Regions from separate parts of the Homo sapiens genome. Here region 2 is linked to region 1. A link is a contact called in ENCODE Hi-C data. All regions are on one chromosome and are shown on one strand. Each heading gives the region's core, a stretch centred on a gene start or an enhancer-like site at or near the end of the contact. The rest is flanking DNA. Distances are from core to core; before and after follow the strand shown.

Evidence for each region. Hi-C counts contacts between places; a loop is a spot of excess contacts on that map. Pooled maps may share reads with other maps.
Region 2: a map of chondrocyte shows a loop between it and region 1 (2.5-fold over the local background). The contact joins two enhancer-like sites. A Hi-C loop is called at or near these places in 2 of 168 maps with a recorded cell type or tissue (chondrocyte and psoas muscle) and 2 of 50 pooled maps.

Annotation. Positions count from the first base shown.
Region 1 is chr1:170,803,063-170,810,482 of GRCh38, reverse strand. LOC124904454 (a long non-coding RNA gene) reads left to right here. Exons shown (of 2, transcript XR_007066729.1): 2 at 2,879-4,584. Among named protein-coding and RNA genes, the nearest start is that of MROH9, 130 kb to the left of the region's middle. Within about 2 kb of position 4,067, at least 6 of the 41 ENCODE cell types and tissues checked have a DNase peak (open chromatin) inside an H3K27ac peak, as active enhancers do.
Region 2 is chr1:171,216,171-171,222,920 of GRCh38, reverse strand. All of the region lies in intron 2 of FMO1-AS1 (FMO1 antisense RNA 1), which reads left to right. All of the region lies in intron 1 of LOC124900413 (a long non-coding RNA gene), which reads left to right. Among named protein-coding and RNA genes, the nearest start is that of FMO1, 29 kb to the left of the region's middle. RefSeq lists an enhancer at 2,727-3,288. Within about 2 kb of position 2,785, at least 10 of the 41 ENCODE cell types and tissues checked have a DNase peak (open chromatin) inside an H3K27ac peak, as active enhancers do.

The sequences.
Region 1 (7,420 bases), core at 2,818-5,317:
ATAGGACCCAGGAGCAAGGAATCCTGGCCCCAGATGATACTCTGATCCTAGAAAGCCAGACTGACTTGCAGTCAATATTCAGCCCTAGCCACTGGGTTGGGTTAGGGGGAGGAACCCCACTGACTGGAGAAGGAAAAGGCAGAAGCTGAAGAAAAGACCTGGAAAAACTACAGAACTTCTCAGAAGGGGGCCCAGAATGAAACCTCCAGTGTAGACTGGGACAGTGATAAATCTCCTGGTGATTATAAGGGCTAGGAGGGTATGATGAAGAGTGAGGTGCTATTATAGACTCAGGATCAAAAACAAGAACCTCAGGCTCCCAAAGCCGCAACTTCTCTAGGAATTAACTGCAGGAAGTAGCTGGGAACCCAGAACAAATGGTGAGTACTCCTTTGGCCAACCCTGGAACTGACTGAGTCAAGTTAATTCAAGAATAGAACCTGCAGCCATGGAAAGGCACAGAAGGCAAGGCTGGAAAGAAGCCTCAGGAGCAGGCAGAAATGGATCCCTTTACTAGTAGGAGAAATATACCAAGGGTGAAGGAAGGGACTTCCTTTGGTGGTCAAAGGATGCTTCTATTTCTCCTTCTGAGTAGACATTTAGCTTTGGGATAATGCTGATTTTGGAGTCTGATACAGTACTTCCTTTCGTCCTTTCAGCAGAAGACCCTGGGCAATGGATTATCTGAGCTTCAACTTTAAAAACTTAATAGAATAGGATTTACATACTTCCTAACAAGGGCATTGCAAATATTATAAAGTGTGAGATCTCCAAAAAATTCCAGTAGGATAAACATTTCATTTTTGCAAAAGCTGATGAAATTTGATAACAGGGTCATAGGAAATAAGAAATTCCTGGGTAAACTTAGGATAATAAAACATCCATTAGTGGCCATGCCTGTCATTCCATTATTACCTTCTTAAAACCCCAGAAGCACTGGGAATGGTCTCTTTGAGACTGGGCTGGACAGGATGATCCCATACATGAAGAAACTGCTAACATGGTGGTAGTGGGTGGCTCTCCACATAATCTCACCTTGCCTTGCCCAGCTCAGGCGTTGTCTTGCTAAGGACCCCATTATACTCTGCCCACCCTCTCAGGCTGATGTCTGCCCCACATCCAGCCCCCGCTTTTTGTCTTTCCTTCCTGCGTGGCCCTTCTAGAAATGGCCTGCCTCCCAGACTCCCTGCCCCCTGGCCCAGCACCATCCCAGCCACCACATTGACCTCATCCCAGAGATTCCTTAAGTCCAGGATCTTCCTTTGTTCTTTGACAGTACCTAATAGTACTTGGCACTATTTAAAGGTATTTTAAATATTTAAAATATTAAAAAGATACTTAAAACCCTTATTATATTCAACGCAATTCTGGTTTCAGTCTTCTTTTTCCTAGGAGTGAATACTAGTAGGATTTCACAAATTATCCTGTCTTTAATATATTGAAAAAGTTTCTGAGATATACCTAGGGTCAGAAGTCTGAGAGCCATGGGGAGCAAGGCAAAAACCAATTATGCTACCTCTGTTGTGTGGGCAAGTCAGTGAGATTAATAAAGCCTCCCATGCTGTATTCCGTGGGTTGTTATAAGGATCAGACTGAAATAAGAAAAACAAATGAACAAAATTATTTTGCAAGCTTTATTAAATTATAACATAAACCTAAATATCATCTAGAAATGTGTTTCTGTGGAACATCTGTTTTGCAAGGGGCTGGATAAGTGAGATATCACTGTGTTTGAGTCTGTTTTTTAAATAGTTTGGGACTTATAAGAAAACCCTCTGAGCTTCTCTAGCAAGGCTGAGCCTGGCCACAAGCCACTCCTGCTGCAAACTGGAATACTAAAACCCTCTTGATGGCAAATATTGTTTTATAACCCAAACCTCAGCCAGTCTTCTGCATGACAGTTCATCGTTGTTGCTACTGCTGGTTAACTTACAGGTTTTCAAAAAGGAACTGTTTCCTATTTTTCATATCAAGACATTTGGGAACCCCTCCTCCCTGTCTCTCCTCTGAGTCTTCACCTCCCCTGCCTACCCTGTGCAGCTCCCCCACAAACAGGAATGTGTCACTATAAGCATCCAATAAAGAAAGCAACATGTGCCCTTCAGAAACAGGTTTATCAACTTGAAACAGTACAATTCAGAGCAGAAAAGCTTCCTTTTCAAGTGTAAAGTAAACGCGTGCCTATTTTTCCAAGAACCAGATGGTGCCATGGTTCTTCCAGGACCAATTTCCTCAAAATATTATATTTTGTGCTTTGATAGGTTGGTGCTTGTCCCCAGTAGAAACTGTTAATAGCCATGGGATACTCCTCCTATCCCTTAACATACTCATGAGTAAGAAGTTGCTGAAATCAAACTATTTCTATCTTTGTTTTATTCATGGCCCCCCAAAAATACACTCCAACTTTCCCCACATCTCAAAATAAGATGATTAATGCAGGGTTTGCAAAGAAGGTAGCTAATTACAGGCTTTGAGGCTTTGGCTTGGCATCCACTTGAGAGCACAAAATATTTGAAGTTAATATGCCTGGGAAATATAAAATTTTAAAATATTTTTGTAAAGAGCTATTAATATCCTGTGCATTTCATTCCCATCCCCCTTTCAACCATCATCCTAGGGACAGAGGCATTTTGGAGAGTTTGATATGTGGCCCTTGGAGCCCAGGATATCTAGTGGACTGGCATTTGGCTCATACCTGAGAGATCTATAAGGCAAGAGACTGAGATGGACTAGCTGTTCATCTAGAAGAACAAAGACAATATTATTGTGGGCAACCTACCCTTCCAGAGAAGGGCGCCTCATTCCTGTGAGTCACCAGAGAGAGAGATGCCATTTCATAATAGTCCATGTTAAGCAAAACCATTTTTTCCTCCTTTAGGGGTACTAACTGGAAGAAAGGAATGCGAATGATTACCAATCCTGCTGCAAGTGCTTAAAGAAGATGGAATCAGAGTGTGGGAACCAGGCTGAACTACATGACTGACAGTAGATGACCGCCACTGCCACGGGATCCACAGGGTCCACAAAGGTGCTTTTCATTGGGCTGCTATATTTAATCATTCTAGGGTGACATATTGCTTTGAGAATTTAATCAAAGCTTCAAGTTTTCTTCTTGCACATTTTAAAGGAGAGTTCAGGGTTTTTCCAGACCTCTTGAAGGCTGTCCTTGGATCACTGTTCTCTCTCTCAGACCACCCCTCCCACCAGCTGAAGAACTCCTGTTTTAACCTAGCTTGTCCCATGTAACCAACATGATGTAACAACAGGTTTCTGGCCCTCTCTGTATTGTTCACAGCCTCCCCTGAATCACTGGTCCTGGAACTCTCGTCTCATGCTTCTGCTTTCCAACCTGGGCCCCTTCTTCCTGGCGTCTAACCTGAAATCTTATTTCTTCATATTTATGTTGTCTCCCTTTTAGATTTGATCTACTGCTTTGTTCTCTGCCTGATCATAATTCTTACAGTTCCGTGGTTAAACTCTAGTAATCCTTCCATAATATCCAATCTAGCCTCTGGGAACTCCCTACTTCCCATCCAACATCCAGGCATCCTTGTCCAGAGAACACTCCTTTGAAAACTTTTTCTAAATTTTGCTTAGTTTAAGGATTGAATCCACATTAACATTTTTTAAAACACCTGTGGGAGAAGTAACAATTAACCTATTGTCTTTCATTTGGATTCCCGTGTTAATAAGTTTTAGGTCTTTGCTTCAGAGAAGATTTTGTTGAGGAGAGTTTGAGAATTAAATAGAATGAAAAGAAGAAACTCTGCTACCAAAGGAAAGGGGGCTTTGAAAGCTGGAGTGTAAAATTATTAATTTTTCCTATCCCTCGTTCTGCTTCGGTCCCACACTAAGCTGAAGTGTTGAAAACAGTACAGAAAAAGTTTTTCTGACAGAAAAACATTTGAGTTATTGCTGAGAGTGCCTTGAGATGGTGTGGCATGCTGCCAGGCCTTTGGCATTGACTGCCACTAGCTAAAAACTGTGTGTTTATAGTGTTGATGTGTGCCTGATGAGCGAGAGACCAGCCCGCTAGGCTCAACCCCTGAGCCTGGCCTCTCTTAAGACCGTAGAAAGAACATAGCACACTCCCAAGGCTACAGCTCTCCGTGGTTCAGTAATTGACTTAGGTCAGCATGCCAGTCAAACCAGACAGCCTGACTTTTCTTCCCCAACAGAAACTTGAATTTATAAAATGTATTCACATCTCATCATTTAGGGATTTATGCCTGCAAGTCCACTATCATTAAAGGGTTACATGCATACATTCTCCTTTCCATTGTAGGGATTACAAACGCCTAACGATAGTAAATTATTCTCTTCTGCGCTGTACACTACGATTACCCTGTGGAATTTTTTAGACTGTTTTGTAAGGCATTACAGCACTAATGAAGTGTTATTTATACTACACACTGATTTTCTGTTTTGTTTTTCTTGAAGTTTCTCCTTGTTCCATCTTTTTTGATTTATCATACATTTAGCAGACTTGAGTATGAAAGCTATTTTTCTGTCACTCTTCAAACTTTAAATGAACAAGACTTTTTATGAAGTGTAATTTTCAATAACAATGAAATATTAGAAGTCCCTCTTGGAGTTCCTCGTTCCATTCGTGTGTGTGTGTGTGTGTGTGTGTGTGTGTGTGTGTGCATGTGTGTGTGTGTGTTTTCTGTTCTGGTTTCCCACCAGTGCTGTCTGTGATTGCCTTAGCCTCTGATATATGGAAGCAAGGATCCAGTGGAAGGTCACAGACGTTTCCTCTTACTCAGAGAATACCAAGAAGTAAAAACATAGACGACTGCACAACAGGCTGTGCATACAACTAATGGATGAATGACTTAGCTTAATTCGGGGTGTTAAGAAGGTTAAAGGTGCAAAGAGGCATTAGACAAGTTTTCCAAAAGATGGGAGTTATTCTTCGATATTGGTCTGTTTTATACTTGCATCTAAGGTGGATAACTTCCAGCCATTCTCCCCTAAGGGGAGAAGTTATCCACCTTAGATGCAAGTATAAAACAAACCAGTATCTCTAGAGAGCATGTACCTTCTAATCATCAATTTGAATTCAAATCGTCACTGCCATTTTCAAGTGTGATTTGAAAGACTTAAAAGAGCTTCTAGAAAATGGGTATAATAAAAGTACCATGTGAAGAGCATATTGTGAAGTATGTAAAAGGAGCTAACATTAATTCATGGAAGTGCTCAATACATTTTCCCTTTCTCTTCTCCCCTCTTGTCTGTACTCCTCTCTTCTCCCAACCTCCATTTCCATCAGCCATATTAAAACTAAATTAATCCCTAGAACAAGAAGTTTGTTGTAGTGCTTGTGGCAGACAATTTTTTTTTTCTTTTTGCCATACCAACAGCATCACCAGCCCTCTCCCAGTGTACCTTCTTTTTTTGCTGGCTAAGGGAAATCGACGTCTTGAACAATCTCAGAGAGTGAATCGTGATTGGATTTAGGCCTAGATGTGTGGCTTATTACTAGCCAATAGCACATGCAGAGAATCCTACTGGGGGCACTGGAGGAAAGATTTTCTCACAAATTAAAAAAGAGATTTATAAAGAACATTCTCCCTCCTCTTAAATAAACGTAGTCATGGCTTCCTAGGATGCCCGAAACCGCTAGCACTATGCTCTTGAACATGAAACATTAGCAACACATAGGGCAGAGTAGAAAGGTGGAAATCCATAGTTCTTGAGGATATCACTGTGCTGCTGAACAGCCATCCTTCCAGATTCCCTGCCATGTTAAAAAACATATGCTTTAGGATTTAAGGGACTTTTTGTCAGTATGCTATTATCTGCAGCAGATATCAGCTAACTGCCAAAGGGTTCCACAGAGCAAAGTTCAAGTCCCAGCTTTGTTTGTATGTGAGCTTGGGCAGGTTATCTAAACCCACATGCTTCCATTTCCTCATCTGTACAATGAAGACAGTAATTTTATCCACTACTTAGATTACTGTGAGGATTCAATTGAATCCTCAGTAAATGGTAATTAAAAATATTTTATTTTATTAGTATTTTTTGGACAAGATCTGTCTCTGTTGCCCAGGCTGGAGTGTGGTACTGAAAACACGGCTCACTGCAGCCTCAACCTCCTGAGCTCTAGCGATCCTCCTGCTTTGGCCTCCTGAATAGATGAGATGACAGGTACACACCATCACACCGGCTAATTTTTTTAAATTTTCTTTGTGAGATGAGGTCTCTTCATGTTGCCCAGGCTGGTCTTAAACTTCTGGGAGCAAGCAGTCCTCCTGCCTCAGTCTCCCAAAGTGCTGGGATTAAAAGTATGAGCCACTGTGCCTGGCCTGAAATTATTTTAAAACTTTCCCCAATTCACATGCAGATTATACCTTAGTCTAATTACAGACACAGCTCACTGTGGATTATTTGGATAAAAGTGTTAGTGATCTTTATTATTAAATTCTGCTACTCTGGCCATGATTGTTCTCTTTTCTCTTCCTTCTTCATTCTTTGTGTTGAAGCTCTGAGCCCCACTAGCGGATGGTCACCCCATTATATACATTTACTCATGGGAAGGATGAAAGGTCTTGGTGCTCATGTGAGTCAGTCAGGAATTTGAGGTTTTGCTTGAAAATGTGAAGCCTGGACAGCCTTTTTAAATTTTTTTGGTGCAGGGGAGAATTTGGAACTTTTAATTTCCTTTTAGAATAACTCTTTCTGGCACAGTGCCCTAAAGTCTCTCCTTTGTCCCCATCTAACTGTTCCTATAACCAACCCTGATATTTCTATTATGATCTCTAAATCAAAACCTCCAACATTATTAGATATTAATATTCTGTTTTTTCTTATTCCCAAGTATTATATAAAACTAGTCTTGTTTTCATAACCTTTCTTAGGATCCTTTCCTAGATTTTTAATATGTGTGTTTGTTTCCTTGTCTTAGTCACTTTGATTACACTTGAACTTCTCCTTAATGCTTTCATGCTAACTAGAATTCTAGCCTGCTCCTCGTCTTTATGCTTGTTCTATATCATCTCAATTTCCCATAAATCTGCACAGATATATCCAATATTTGAAACCTGTATCTTTCCTTTCTGTTCCTAAGCTGGCTCAGAATTTGGGCACAGCCAGATGGAACAAATAAAGCCGGCCTCCCTATTTTCCAGGTTTAAAAAGTACTATATTTATTGCTTTGGATCTCAAGGAAAGTTAAAAGGGTTTAAGAATGAAACAAAACAAAGTCCTTAAAGGGCCAGGCACAAGTGGCTCATGCCTATAATCTCAGCACTTTGGGAGGCTGAGGCAGGAGGATCGCTTGAACTCAGGAGTTCAAGACCAGCCTGGGCAACCTAGTGAGACCCCATCTCTACCAAAAATTAAAAAAAAAAAAATAGCTGGACATGGTGGTGTTTGCCTGTGGTCCCAGCTACTCAGGAGGCTGAGGTGGGAAAATGGC
Region 2 (6,750 bases), core at 1,536-4,035, 410 kb before region 1:
TAAGGTCTGTCTTAGATCTCTTATTTTTACAACAGACAGCTTAGTTTTATTATTAGATGTAGGAGCAACTGGTGTGGGATCTAGAACTGAGGCTACTGAAGAAGGGGAAGATGGGAGAATCATGCATACTTTAAAAATACTTAGGGGTCTTTTCCATTTATGTCAATCTTCATACCATAGAAGCAACTAAGGGCTGGCCTAGAGTTAGTCAAGGTGGAGGTGGTGATAAAGAGAAGGACAGGGTTACATAGATAAGGCTGCCAGTTAGAAGGGGTAGTCCTTTTAGTGAAATAGATGAGGGGTTTTAGATCTGCACAAACCTTTTTTGTGGAAGTCCAACTTTGCTTCTAAGTAGTTTAAAGGACATAGTCCTATTTTCTACAAGGTTGCCAGGCTGCAGGAGCAGAAAATCAGTGTCTTGGCTGCAGCTGATCACAATGATGAGTGCTAGGGGTAACTGTGTCCAGTAGAGAGCCGGGTCATAAATATTTGTGTGAAAAGGCTAGCTGTCATTGATCTTTTACATCTCCACAAGGTATGACAGAGCAAGCATTAAAGGTAATGGTCTGAGGTGAGTCAGACTTAGTTACATTAATAACAAAGAAGCTAGTAACAGAATAAGGAAAGGAAAGGAAGCAATATAGAAGGTATATGAAAATTAAGCTTTCTTTAACTTTAACTTAGTAGGGCTTGATCTTAGTACAGTAACATGATTCTGAAGAGGAAGATGTTTTCTTGACTCGAGTATGGTGGGTCCATTCTTTCTCAGCTGTGTGGACGGCAGTCTCAGTGGTTAACAGCATAAAATAGGATCCTTCCCAGGCTGGCTTGAGTTTTTTTCTATCTTTTGATGAGAATGTGGTTTTCAGGCTGGTGCTGGTGTACTGGAAATTCTAGGAATGGTACTTGTGCTAAAATACTTTCAGTTCTGAGGGAAGGGAAAGTGGAAGATAAATTAAGTGTGTAATTTCTGCTGCATATCCTGGGGCTTGAGGCCTCATGGTGACACCTCCTGCTCCATCTCTGCTCAGCACTGCCCAGGGGATGCTGTGGCCTTGCCCTCTCTTAAGGTCTTGGCCTTCTTGTGGCCTTCACCGCCCCTGTGCACTGTGGCCTTGGGGATGAGGAGCCTTGTGACTTACCCAGCCACTTTTGGGCCTTAAGAAAGCTAAACACCGTTTTATATTTGACAGTGTTTTTGTATGATTTTATACCAGATAAGTTAAATTTTTTATATTAATGTGCTATTAATGTTAAGCTTAATTTTAATAAAATCTTGTAGATATTTAATCTATTTTTGATGTCTGACTATAAGGTAAGACTTTTATAGACTCTTTTTAACTGTTTATAATTTTTGCTAAAGAGCAGGTTAGTGCTTTAAGAAAAATCTATTGTGCTTTTATTTTAATGTCCAGTTCACAGAAAAACTGGATGATACCTCTTTAACTTTAGCCATTATGTTTACACACAGAATTTCCTTTACAATTAACATTTTAAAACTTGCTTAAACTTTTAAAACAAAATATATATTTTTAACTTTTTAATGTATGTAAAAACCTATATTTTTATGCCTCCTTATAATCCTGTTATTAAAAATATATTTTATTTTTCTTACATACCTTGTAAATAAACTGTTTTTCAAATAATTTTACATTCAGGAGGCCTACTTACTTTTTAAATTATACAATATTTCTGGCATAAATTCCTTTTCATAACTTTTCTTACAACTTTCACAATCTTCAACATGCCTTAACTTTCTGCCTTCCTTTTACACTCTTTGTTTTCGTAGTTTCACCTTCTGTGTCTTTCTTTGATTTCTGTCTCTTCCAGTTTCTCTCTTACTTACTCTTTCCATCTATTTATCTCTCTCTCATTTGCACTCTGTTTCTCTCTCTCTCTCTGTCATCCCGTTTCCTTTTCCCCTCCTGAGTTCTCTCGCTCCCACCAACGGCAGGGTCAGGCCACGGCACGGGCCCCACCCCTGCGCATACATTGCCATCTGTTTCTCCTGTTTTTGTTTGTTTGTTTGTTTTCCGATTTCCCTTTTTACTTTTTTTTCCCCTTTCTTCCTACACTTAGTTTCTTGGGCTGGGTGGGATTTGCACAGCTGCAGTCCTGGCCCCAGGCAGTCCCCCACACTCTCCTTCTGGCATCAGTCCCTGCCCTCTTTTTCACATAGAGCCTGGCTGGGGAGAGGGGCTTAACTCTTGGTGTGCCTGGCTGTCTGGTGTCGCACTTGCTGTTTTTGCTGTCTTTCTCCTTTCCCTTCCCCTAGGGGAGCAACCGGCGGGAGTGGAGCTTAGCCTTTTCTTTCCCGGAGAAGAGGGAAAAGGAGAATTTTGAATATATACGTATATATAATTTTTTTTACTACCAGAGGTTTTTGTGAAGTTCAATCCCCTCACCAATGGCGATTTCTCACTTCTTTTTGAGATTCAACTTCTTATCTATGGGGATTTCTTACTTTTTTTTGAGGTTCAACCTCCTCTCAGTGGGAATTTCTTACTTCTTTTTGAGGTTCAACCCCCCATGGGGATTTTTCACTTCTTTCTGAGGTTCAACTTCTTTCTTAATGGAGATTTCTTACTTCTTTTTAACTTCTAAGACATCTTGACTAAGGAATACTTCACCACCACCCCCTCCCCACCCCCGAGGCTTTCTTTCCTTAGTCCTGACTAAGGAATGCTTTACCCCCCATTGTGGTTTCTCTTTTTTCGGAATGTCTTAATTAAGGAATGCTTTACTGCCTTGTGGCTTTTTCTTTGGTTTTGACTACTAAGGAAATACTTTACTGGTTTTTCTGTTTTTTTTTTTTTTTTTCTTGTCTGTGTACAGAGTTTCTTGGTTCATGTGATATGTGAGGATGCTTTACTCCAGGTTGCCAGCCAGTTTTTATTGTTGTTGTTGTCTTTCTTTTTTTCTTTTCTTTGTGTGTGTGTGTGTGTGTGTGTGTTACTGAGAGTCTGGGTTTATTCATCACACTGGGTGGGTCTCGAGTCCTTATCCTTGAGGCTACTGCAGAGAGGCAGAGGACCATGCTTCTTCATGAGACAGGACTGGAGACTGCCTCCATATGAGAATGTATCCCCGTACAGGCCACCAAATTATTTGAAATGTTTGTTCCTTGGTGCTGTAAAGAAATAGCACTTGAACATAAATTTAATTTCCTCAGCAAGGCCATTTTTATGCCTTCTGCAGAAAGGGTACACTTGCCAGCAGTTTTGCCATGACAGTACACCAAACAAAGGAGGCAGGGTCATTTATAACTTGATGTGTCCACCTTACTGCTGTGTTCAGTTTCCATTGGCTGGAATGGGACCTCACATTCTGTATTTGTCCCAATTGGCTAGCAACTTACAACTTTTTAAAAGAGGCAAAGGCAGAGGAGAACAAAGGAAGGGGGAAATAACTTGTGGAATGTTGAGAAAAGTAAAAACACCTTCAAATAAGGAAGAGAAACAGGCTATGACCTAATGCTTGCTTGGAATAGTGTAAGCATGCCAAGGCAAATATTTAGGCTAAATTGTAAGAGCTAAGAACATAGAGTACATTGATTTCTTTATTATGGCTAGCAGATATTTAAGAATGTTAGTATAGGTCTTTGAATAAATTTTGCTTTTAAGGGAAGTTACTATTTATTCCTAATTAGATAAGGAGGAAAGTCTTTGAAGAGGAACCTCTACTTTACTTTTTACAATGCTGAAGAGTGGCAATGTGACTATTAGGTACAAAATTGTCATCTTGCCATTAGTGTCAGTTACCATGATAAAATGACATTCAATTTAACCATCATAAAAGCATTGACAGTGGATGAATTAGGATTATAGAATATTGGATTTGATAGACTTTAGTCATTATCTGCCCTCTATTATATGCTGAGATGAGAAAACTCAGTCCCAGAAAGGTGAGGTAACTTTTCTAGAGACTACAAAAGTAACCTAATAGTAGAAGGCAAGAGGGTAAACATTATTGCAGAGTTAAAACAAAATGGTTTGGTAATGCGGAAGCAGAGGAGACTATTTTTGGCTGGAGGGACTCAGGAAAGCCTGAGGGAGAACAACATTTGACCTAGACATTGTAGGAAGGATGGAATTTTAACTATTAGAGGCTGGGGAGGCAATAGTGGAGTAGCATTGAGACAGCCAGCTGGGAGGAGGTCCCCAGAAAAAACTCCAACCAGCATGCACACAGGGATGGAGCCTCAAATATTTGCACCATTTGCAGTGGGGAGGAGCCTGGCCCCTCCTCTTCCTGTGTGGAACCTGGAATTCGAATGACCAGGTGGGAAGCACTCTAGCAGGGGACTCTGGCCTTGTAGAGAGTCCCTGTTTCCTTTTTTTCTTTCTTTTCACCCAATAAAACCCTGTCTTACTCACCATTCAAATTGTTTGAGAGCCTGAACTTTTGTGGCTGTGGGACAAAGAACCCCATCTTTAGCTGAACTAAGGAAGAGTCCTACAACATTTTTGGCACCCAACGTGGGGCTTGAGAAGTGGCAAGTGAACTGGGGACTCAAAACCTCTCAACGTTCATTCTAAGCCTTTTCATCCTCAAATTTCTGAGGGTAGGGGAAACCATTCCCCAATCATCTATTGCTCCCAGGCCTTTTCCTTCCTTTTTTGGGACTGACCAGCAAGCAGCACCTCCCCGCTGCTCTCCCCTCCCTTCTGGGGCTGGAACGCACGGTCCAAGTGTCCTGTACAGCCAGCTGGCTGTTGTTTTCCACCATGCACCACCAAAGCCTTCACCTTCCCCTGCTAAGGGGCTTTACTCCATTGGACAGTAATTAAGCTTTTCTCCTGGTGGAGGAACCAGTTGTATAAGAATAAGAGGGTCTTTCCCAGGCATTTTAAAACTTTTTTTCTTTCTCTGCCCCACTCCATCAGCAGTTAACCTTTAATTTTTTTTTTCTTTTAGAAGACGTTTTTTACTAGGTCAGGCCCCACACCTATCACCGTTTATGTTTTCTGCAAAGCTTTTATTGTGAAATCAAGCCTCCATTTTGTTTTACATCCTGAGGGCATGGCTGGTAACCACCGCTTGGCAAGGCTTTGCTTAGCAATCCTGCCTTAGGGGATGAGCCCTCTCTGGTTTGATGTCTGCATGTTTTCCTAGCCTTGTCTCTTAAAGGTACCCACCCAGTGACTGGGTTTTCTTGTGCTTGTCTGCTTGTGTACTGTGTGTGATGTCTGTAAAAACGGCTCTAATGAATCTGGTCCAAAGAAGGACAAACACTTGAATCTAATATTTTTTAAAGGAAAGATAAAATTTCTGGTACCTTTCAGTTCATTTGACTTTAATCTTTAAGAAATAAAAACAGCCGTAAAGACTACGGTAAAATGCAGGTCAGATGCAAGGTTTGCTAAGTTTTTTGAGGTTACAAACTGTTTTTTGGGTTTTGAGACCTGTCTGTCTTGCCTGCTTCACAATTGGTAGGGCCTGGGAATATATGGAACTAAACACACCCTAGATTAAGAAGGCAAACCTTTGCAGCACTTACCACACAATTAAAGCAATTTAGCAGGTTTTACATTAAAGTTAAAAATTGCCAGGAGTTACCATTATATCACGTAATCTAAAAATAGATTTACACGCAAGATGCCTAAGAACGGTAAAATGTGTTTTTTAGTAAAAGGTTATAAGAAGGCATGGAAATGTAAACTTTTGCCTTGGATTAAAGGATTGTTTTGAGTTAGGTAGGAAAAGTTGAACGTTCAAACAAGTGATAGAAGCATTGTGGAAGTTAATCTTGCAGAAGAGGTTGTCTATGTGAACATATTGACTAAATTCAAAGGGTTATAAAAGTTTTTGCTTCTTTAAAATTTCTCAGTACCATTTTGGCAAAATAAATAATTTATGGTAACCTGGAATTCTATTTCATAATATCAAGTGCTTTAAACTTATTTAATAGGCTTCCCAAAATCAAACTTCAGTTTCCAAATGGTCTTTCCTGACACCTAACTCTTTGGATAGTCCAGAGGGCCCCTAGAATGTCCAGAAAAGAGAAGTAAACAGGATTATTTGACATGTTTAGGTACATGGTATTGCCAAAATGATGTTCAGTCTTCTTTAGGTTATATCTTGGTAAATAATGCTAATATATGTTCCAATATTGTATGGGATTTCTAAAATTCTAATGTCTAAGTGTATGCTATCAATCATAATAAGGTTGTGATGTTATTGTAAACCATGGAGATAACCAAACTTCTTTGTCGATTTTGTTTCTAACTGTAACTACCCTGGACATTTTGTAATTCACAGACAATTGTTGTCTTGTTTTAATCCTTTTCAAAAGATTGTTTATAACAAGCTATAGAACTTTAACAGGTGCTCTCAAAAACAGATTTCTGATAACTTTAGAGATTGTAACATTGGAATAAAAGAAAATGTACAGGACTCATAAAGAGCTGAAATATTCACAAATATCAAGCAAAACAAGAGTTAACTAAATGGACTGAACTGAAAAAGCTGAAGCAACCTTTTTGACTTTTGCTTGGAATATTGATGACCCTTGTTTTGTTTTTCAGTCAAGGAAACTCATTTTGAGCTATTTATGGCCTTTAATAATTAAGCAAGGTGTACTCCTATTATCAAAATTTGGAGCATGTTTGTTTCTCTCTCTCTGCCCAGTTCCTCCAGAATTTAGAACCTATCTGTGAGTATTCTTAACTTATGGCAATATAGTTGTTTGCATCCATGCAATAAGAATCCATTTTTCTTTTGCAACAGAACACAATTGGAGAAAGTGGT